2 separate regions of the Homo sapiens genome follow, and region 1 is linked to region 2. A link is a loop called in an ENCODE intact Hi-C map of the cell type or tissue named here. Cell type or tissue: PC-3. All regions are shown on one strand. Links, peaks and the distances in the headings refer to the core of each region. The heading gives the core; the rest is flanking DNA. Region 1 has its middle 240 kb from the start of UBE2E2-DT. Region 2 has its middle 43 kb from the start of UBE2E2-DT.

What was found. Peaks named below come from ENCODE experiments on the same cell type or tissue, not always from the same donor. Only the 100,000 strongest peaks of a DNase experiment are listed, where the experiment ranks them.
Region 1: a loop joins it to region 2, with 2.1 times the contacts of the local background. A loop is called at or near these places in 1 of 110 quality-filtered maps.

The regions. Positions count from the first base shown.
Region 1 is chr3:22,958,401-22,962,805 of GRCh38, reverse strand. No RefSeq gene overlaps it. Among named protein-coding and RNA genes, the nearest start is that of UBE2E2-DT, 240 kb to the left of the region's middle. RefSeq lists a silencer at 1-27 and an enhancer at 2,837-2,966. In PC-3, for the core only: CTCF peaks have their summits at 2,036 and 2,241 (motif pointing right); a DNase peak (open chromatin) is centred at 2,255.
Region 2 is chr3:23,158,059-23,162,463 of GRCh38, reverse strand. No RefSeq gene overlaps it. Among named protein-coding and RNA genes, the nearest start is that of UBE2E2-DT, 43 kb to the left of the region's middle. RefSeq lists enhancers at 126-275, 386-645. In PC-3, for the core only: no CTCF peak of the experiment used is centred there; a DNase peak (open chromatin) is centred at 2,343; H3K4me3 peaks cover 223 bases; H3K27ac peaks cover 1,746 bases.

The DNA of each region.
Region 1 (4,405 bases), core at 315-4,314, 200 kb after region 2:
GAGCTTGACTCCTGTCTCTTTGGGAGTCTACTTGCAGTAAAAAGTCTTTCTTTTCTCAAAAACCCGGTGTCAGAGTATTGACTTCTAGCGCATCTGGTAGTGAGCTCCTTTGCCACGGTGACACCAATCCCTAATCACCTTCCACAGGCTCCACCTCCTAACACCATCGCATTGGGGATTAGATTTTAACATAGGAATTTTGGGGGGACACGGACATTCAGAGCGTAGCAGGCCATTTGCTTCTGACCCTAAACCCAGCTACATAGAACAAGGTGTCTATTCAGGAAAGAGTGAGGATACAGTTCAGAAAGTAGCAGAGCAGACAGAGAGGGAGAGAGGAAGAGAAAGAGAGAGAGAGAGAGAGAGAGACAGAGAGAGAGAGAAAGAGAGAGAGACAGAGAGAGAGAATGAACATTGATTTCCTGTGGCCCTCTTCATCCTTGCATTTTTTAGTTATGAAAAAATGCTTGCACTAGTTTGAGTTGAATTCCTGTCATTTACACCAGAAAGATCCTGACTGATCTCCTGAACTATGTTGGAGATCATGTTTACACAGTCCATGCAAAACTATAGTTTCAGTGCTGCTGAAAATGGTTTAAATTTTTATATCTTTTTGTATATCACTATTCAGATAATTTAAAATGTTTTTAAATCACGTCATCTGTAGTGACTTGTATATTAATTTCATATTTCTAATATGTTTAAGTTATCCTGTGCTTTAGATATATCATATTCATTATCACTCTTGAGTATTTCTGTTTTCTGTGGTTTTATTCTATTTTTGTTGCAAATATTTTTGCATCTTATGAATCTGTTACTCAAACTAATGCTACCACAAAATTGGTTTCCATTTTTTAGTGACCTATCCCTCTTTTGACAGTAACAGCAAAAAGATGAGATGGCTATGACTGAAATGTTCTATGGTTTATACGTCATAAAGCAATAACACATCATAGAATAATGCTCTATGTTCCCAATATTATGGTTACTTGTTTGCAAGTAACTGCAGGCATTTATGCTTTTTCTTTATGTTACTACCACTCTCATGAGTTGTGACCAGCAACAAAATTCTATAGCAGTCTGCCTTATAGCTATTTCAAAGCAAGTCTTTGTGGTTAAGTACAATTTCCTATAGGAATCACACCCAGGGTAGTCCAGTAGGCTGTGTCAGCAACATGAGCGTGGCATTAGTAGAATTTTAAATGTGTTATTCCACCTTGCATAGTTGTTTATTGTCATTCATGCTCTGGGGTCATTTGTAGGTTTCAAACATTATCCATCAGGATATTCCTACCTGTCCAAGGGAAGGTATCACTACTATGGTGACCTCTGTCTGACTGGCCCCATCAAATTCCCAGATTCTTTATTAGGTGCCAGCCCAACTGCTGCTACTTGGAAATTCTAAATGCACTAGAAGTACATTGGGAATAATAAGTGGAGCTTAGAAGAAAGATACATAGAATTACGGTGGTAGAGGTTTAACTTTATCTGTAGGTAACACAACTTAGCTCTCTCCAGAGCTGAACAGGCTCTTCTCCCTTCTAGCTCATAATATGCATGGAATATCTCATGGCATGAAAGCTTTCTACACATCAAAATGGGTTGAAAATGAGATTTTTTTTTTGAATAAATGTGCCTTCTGAGAGCGATTTTCCAAAGCTGTAATTCTTCTTAACTGAGGGATACAACAGTTAGAAATTCCCTAATGCCCAACTGGTTGGGTTTCTCTCTAATTCAAGTTGTCAGTCACCAACCAATGAACGAATGAAGATAACAATTATTTATATTTGTCTCTTCCACAGAAGATGAATATGTCCTAACTCATTTTTCTACTGAGAAGATGAAATGTAAAGACATGCCTTTTGTTCAGTTGCTGTGGATTTGTTAAATACATTCTTTTATTTGATGAAATTACTTTTGAGGGAAGGCAAAGACCTTATATCTTACTCTAATAATTACCAGATGTTGGCAAGAGTATTACAGGCAGCAACAGGTTTCAGTGAGAATGTAACCATATCATACTATGTATTATGTAGTGCATATATTATATATAAGTATTCATCTGTAATAGCATATCAACTTATTTTTTCAAATGCACTAATTAAACCTCAAGCCCCCATTTTAGGCTTTGCACTTTTGATTAATAAGGACAGTTAAAAAAAAAAAGAAAGAAAGAGAGAAAGAAAAGCTTCCTAGTTGCTATGTGGAAACTGGCATTGCCAAGGAGCTTGCAACCATGCAGCCACAAGGAGGAGCTCAAGCATCAAATTAAAAATTAACACAAACTAATAAATTCTGGCGCGTGCTGCTTTTGGCAATGCGTTAAAACAATATTTATTCTTATATGGAGGCGAGGTGATTTATGGGCCTTTTGCCCAAATTAATATCACTCTGGGGAGCGTATCTTGATACGCTGGTATGTATCAGTATATTTACATAAATATGATAATATAGACGTAATCTATTCTTCACCCAGTAACCAGATGGATCTTTAAAAAATGCTTGAGATAATGCCACTCCCTGTTTAAAAGCCTTCCTATGGCTTCCTTTTATTTTGAGAATAAACTGTGCATTCTCTACCGGGACCTAAGAGGCTCTGCCTCATCTCTTTCCCACAGCCCTTTCTTTTCTTTTCTCTTCTTCTTCTGCTGCTGCTTTTTAAAAAAACTTCAACATTTATTTTAGATTCAAGGGGTACATGTGCAGGTTTGCTAGATGGGTATATTGCATGATGCTGAGGTTTGGGGTACAAATGATCCTATGGCCCAGGTAGTGGGCATAGTACCCAAGGAGGTGAAAGATCCCCACAAGGAGAATGACAAAGCACTCCTGAGAGAAATCAGAAGTGACACAAATGCATGGAAAAGCATTCTATGCTCATGGGTCGGAAGAACCACCCCTTTCGGACTCCATCTCATGCCTCTCTCCCCAGAGACTGACTGTGGTAGCCACATGCCTTCTGATAGGCCCTAGAATGGGTCTTTTCTGGCCTCAGGGACTTCCCACTTCTGTTCCTCTGTCCTTCCAGAGACTTGCATGCCTGCCTCCTACTCATTCTTTGAAATTCAGTTTCAGTGTCACCCTCTAGACAGTCATTTCCTGACATGTACTGAATGTCGGCTGGCCTGCCTTCCCTTCTGCCATTCTTCTCCATCCTTGTTCTCTGTTTATTCCTACTTAGAATTTATCACAAGCTGTACTTCTTTTGTTCACCTATATGTTTCCTGTTTATTACATGGCTTCTATATTTGATGTACATTAGAGCAGAAACCTTGTCTATGTAAACACTGCAGTATCTGTAGTGCCTAGCACAATTCCTGGCACCAAGTATGTGTGCAATAAATATTTGTTGAAGGAATGAGTCTTTATAATTGAAACTTTGGGAATGTGTCTGGGTCCAGAGATTCTCTGGAACAATAGCCACAGAAACAGTTTTGAAACATTGGCCTCCCATCTCAGTGATTTTTCCTCATGGTTTGAAGGGCCTCCTAATTCCCCAACAATACACATGCTATTCCTACTCTACCCCAAAAGAGGCAGCAAGTGATGCACAATGAAATCTATAGCACTACCAGAACAGACTAATAGCGGCATGGTTCGACAAACAAAATTAATATTAAGCAAAATATGCCAACATCTTCCACTGCTATCTGCATTATTTGACCTGTGAGCATGCGACCTTGTGTCTGAGGAACAGCTTCTTCAGCCCCAACAGTTGGTGCTGAGATCTAATGATGGAGTCACCAGCATCACAGTTTGGAAGGTGCTGATAGGACAGGCTCCCAGAGATCCTATCTGTCAGCTGAAAGAGGATGTGCCATCTTTCTATACAAGGCCTTCAAAGAGGCATTGACTTCTTCACTCTTGGGGCCATCTTTGAGTAGGGGTAAGCAGCTCCCAGTAAGACCAGATCTCATGCTGATGTGGGTACTCACAGAAAATCCCTGGTGCTTCTAAAACCATATCCTAAAACTCATTAAGCTTGGGTTCCTGCCAAGTTTTATATTATTTCACTTCATATAATATGTTTCACTGTGTATTTGTGTCTTGTAAATAGTTTCTGATTTTTTCAGTAATGACTGGTAATTATTCAACCTTGCTCATTTGCTCCTTCTTCCCAGGAAACTTTTTCAAAGTTGTATATTTATTTATCAAGAAAATGAACATTCGCTTTCTAAAAATGTACTCATGGAAGACTCCCCAAAGAAACGGATTTGATCCTTTCATAGGAAGAAAGCTGACACATTATCTATTGGAATGATTATTCTAAAAGCCACAATCACATACTGTAAAATTTGCAAAATGATGAAAGAAGTTAATGTTTGAATATATATTGTTTATCATTCTCAGGGACCACTTTGTCAGGATGTGGTATTAAAAAATGTTCTTGTATTTCTGAGAGTTA
Region 2 (4,405 bases), core at 173-4,172:
TACCTCTTGGCTATTGTGAATAACACTGCTTAACCTTTGTGTACAGGTGTTTGTATGCGCATTTGCTTTCATTTCTCTTGGGTATACACCTAGGAGTGGAATTGCTGAGTCATAAGATAAAGCTATGTTTAAATATGTGGGGAATTCCCAGATCTTTTTCCAGAGTTGCCGCTTCGAAAATGCCACTTTTCTATGAATTTGACAACTACCTGCCTGCCTCCTAAGTCCCCTCCTTTCATTGCAATTAAATGTTCTATTTCTATATTGCTTTAGCACTCTCTGTTACCCTTGTTTCATGCTCAGCCTTGTGATGTTGTTGCGGTGGACATCTGTTTTTTACATGCACCCATTCCCCTTCTTGAATGACATCCTCTTTTCTTAGTGAAAACATCCCTCCCATACTTTCAGTCTACTGGCCTGGCCAAGTAAGATGTTCTATCACTGTAGTCATGGAGAGTGAGTCGGGGGTGAGCATGTGACCCCAGTTAGGTTAAATTAGCGTCAGTTCTGGGACTTTTGTTGGAAAAAATGGGCAAGGACTCTATTTCCACACTAGTTCCTAAGCTGGTGATATGTATGCCTAGAACTATTGGTGACCTTCTTACCACCATAAGGTGAGAACTGCCTTGAGAGTGAAATTAATCAAAGAAAAGGAAAGCCCCAATATGGAATGAGACAGATTGCCTGTTGATTTTGTTTGACTCAGTCATACCTGACATCTACAACTAGAACATTCAGTTACCTCCAATAACTTCCCCACACATAAGTTCTTATGTAACTTCTGTCATTTGTAATGCTAAGAATCCCAGTCAATAGAGTGTTAATAGTGTATTCCTCCCTCCACTGGATTTGAAGCTTCTGAAGGTAGGGACCATGTCTTTCTCATTTGAGCGTGATGCTGGCACGTAGAAATTGCTAATAGACAGTTGCTGAGTAATTGAATGAATGAATGAATGAAGAATGAGTGTATATTTTGCTATGCTTGAAACCACATCCTATCATTTATGTCCAGCAATAGGGCTTTGCCTTCATTCAGAAAGAGACTGAGTTTTCCTGTGTGTGTGCATGCACATGTGTGTGCATGTGTGTGTATGTGTGTGTGTGTGTGTTTTCCTTTATGTTCAAGACTGAATTAAGCAATCTCACATGGGGAGTTGGGTACCTATCAAAGAACTTTAGTGCCTCTCTTTAAGGTCCTACTGTAGACCTCTCCTCACATGCTCTTGAGGAAAACTGAGCTACTTTTGTTTTCACAGAGCAATCAATGTAGCTTCATAAATAGGTTGTCTGTCACTTTATGTTGTTTATTTCTACATAATTGACTTTTGGGATATGGAAATGAAGATCTGGCTTTTTCATTACTTGAGAAAATGAATTTATTTTTTGATTCCAACTCTTTAAATATATACAACAAAATTATTTAAGAAATAAGTAGGTGTTTTCATAAGGAAGGTTATGTGGTAGAATAAATTCAGAGATATGTAGGAGAGGATAAGTGTAGCCAAAAAAATAAAAAGCCATTGTGAATAACAGGAACATCTGGAGTGTAGACTTTGGTAATTTTTGGTACTATCATTTGCATTTTAAATGGGTGAGCAATAAAACAGCATCTATTCATATGTCTCTATCTAGCTTGACTTAAAGTACACATTTATGATTTCAGCCAGAAAGCTGAAAAATACTTCAAAGCACCGTAATAGTCCACTTCTCCACCCTGAAACACATCATGCTCAGGCAAAGTAGGGGCTTTGTGGGGGCAGTAGCTACAGAAAAGCTGCTACATGAAACCCTGGGACTAAAGACTTGGGTTTGAATCTTTTATTTATTTTTATTTATTTATTTATTTATTTATTTATTTTTTTAGATGGAGTCTCGCTCTTTGCCCAGGCTGGAGTGCAGTGGCGTGATCTTGGCTCACTGCAACCTCTGCCCCCTGAGTAGCTGGGATTACAGGTGCCTGCCACCACACCTGGCTAATTATTGTGTTTTTAGTAGAGACAGGGTTTCACCATGTTGGCCAGGCTGGTCTCAAACCCCTGACCTCAGGTGATCCTCTAGCCTTGGCCTCCCAAAGTGTGGGGATTACTGGCATGAGCCACTGCGCCTGACCAGGTTTGAATCTTTTTATCTTCACAAAACTGAGATCTTTATTGTCTGCCATATTTAGCTGTGCTCTGTTGACTTAAGAGGACAGAACAGACAGAGCATTTGGAAAGGGATTGTTCTGCCTCCTATTTGCCAGATTATATTTTTTCCTTTCTAACTGATGCATGAAAATTTTATCCTTTGGAAAGTAAATGTCCCAGAAGAATATGATCTAACCCTAGTGACTCATTTGAGAGATTCTTTAAAGTAAAGGAGTGTTTCCTAAAATAGAAGGGGATTTCACTTTGAGGGCAAGAAGGTTTTCCCTCTTTATCCTTAGTCATAGAGGTTATGCTGTCCCTGACACGTCATTACTTCCCTCCTGTTCCTCTTCCTTAGATTTAAAACAAACCGGGGAATATCCTCATTATCTAAAACATTTTCTCTGTGCATTTGATTAAAAGCTGGTATTTTCTGTTGATAAAAAAAAATTAGGACTGTAGTAGTCCAACATAGACACTGCTTATGGGGTAAATCTAGGGGACAGATCCTTATATTAAAAGGGATGGTGAGAACCCTGCTGGCTCTTGCTTGTGGTAGAAGAACAACCTCAGCAGATAAGAGCTTCACACCTTATAGCTATATTAGAATGTATTTTCTCTTTTCTTTTCTTTTTGACAGAGTCTCTCTCTGTTACCCACGCTGGAATGCAATGGGTCAATCTCAGCTCACTGCAAACTCCACCTCCTGGGTTCAAGCGATTCTCTTGCCTCAGCCTCCTGAGGAGCTTTGATTACAGGTGCCTGCCACCATGCCCAGCTAATTTTTTTATTTTTAGTAGAGATGGGGTTTCTCCATGTTGGCCAGGCTGGTCTCAAACTCCTGATCTCAAGTGATCTACCCATCTCAGCTTCCCAAAGTGCTGGGATTACAGGCTTGAGCCAAGGCGTCCAGCCTAGATGGTATGTTCTGAGCAGTGTTTGATAAATCAGGGGTCCCCAACCCCCGGAACATGCACCGGTACTGGTCCGTGGTCTGTTAGGAAGTGGGCCACACAGCAGGAGGTGAGCGGCAGGCACGCAAGCGTTACCACCTGAAGTTTGCCTCCTGTCAGATCAGCAGTGGCATTAGATTCTCATAGGAGCACAAACCGCATTGTGAACTGTGCATTTGAGGGATCTAGGTTATGTGCTCCTTATGAGAATTGAACTAATGCCTGATGATCTGAGGTGGGACAGTTGCATCTTGAAACTATCCCCCACACCCCAGCCCCCCATCCATGGAAAAATTGTCTTCCGTGAGACTGCTGCGCCAAAAAGATCGGGGACCGCTACTATAAACCGTTCTGCCCTCGTGGGAATAGTGTATAGATACCTATATTGCCAAGACTTTATTTTCTTACCCTTTCTTATGTACTTATCAAACATACTTAGACTCCTTTCTACTTATTCTCACATCAGCTTCATGTCTTTAACCAGCTATGCAAGATTTGGAAGGTCTTTATACATTCTTGGGCTTCAGTTTACTTTGTAATGTTGGGTACCCTATCTTTAAAATCTTTATCAGCTCTAAAATTCTATAGTTCCTTATCTATGCTTCTGTTTTCTAATGCATTTGACTCTGGTCTTAATTCTTAAGCTAATCTTTTATTTAGCCTTCATTTGAGATAAATGTCACAAGCAGAGAGGGCAGGAAATGGCATCTTGATGTCTTAAGTAGAGAAATTAGAAGCTCATAAATCTCAATGAACCTTGAATTAATTAGTGGAGAAGTTACCTTTATATCATTGTGCCTCAGATGATTTGGGGTCAAAGAAGGAATACTGGGGGTATAATTATGAATGCTATACATATAAGTGCAAGGATAGTGGCAACATTTTTGATTGACTGTTATATAAAAAACACTCTTGGCATTGCAGTGCCTCTTATTAAGGTTAGAGTATTGTGAGTTTTACTAGAAGTCTGAGTGTGTTTAATGCTGGCAATACTGAAATCAACTCCATCATAAATTTAAAGTGAGGACACCATTTATTCTAGGGGCTTCTGCAAACCCAAATATAGTCATCACTTATTCCTATTTAAAACTTCATGTGTCCTAACAATATTCATACATCACTGCGGCAACATTGCCATTCAACCCTCAGGTCAGTCAGTACTTTAAAACCACGACAAAATTTCTAAATAAAAAATTATATCGATAATTGTAAGATTTGAAAGAGAAAAATAACTTTTAGATGAGAAGGAAAATGAGCTCTTTACTTTCTTCTTGCCCCATTGTTGCCTTTATTAAATAACCCTTCTGATTTCATTGTATAATGATA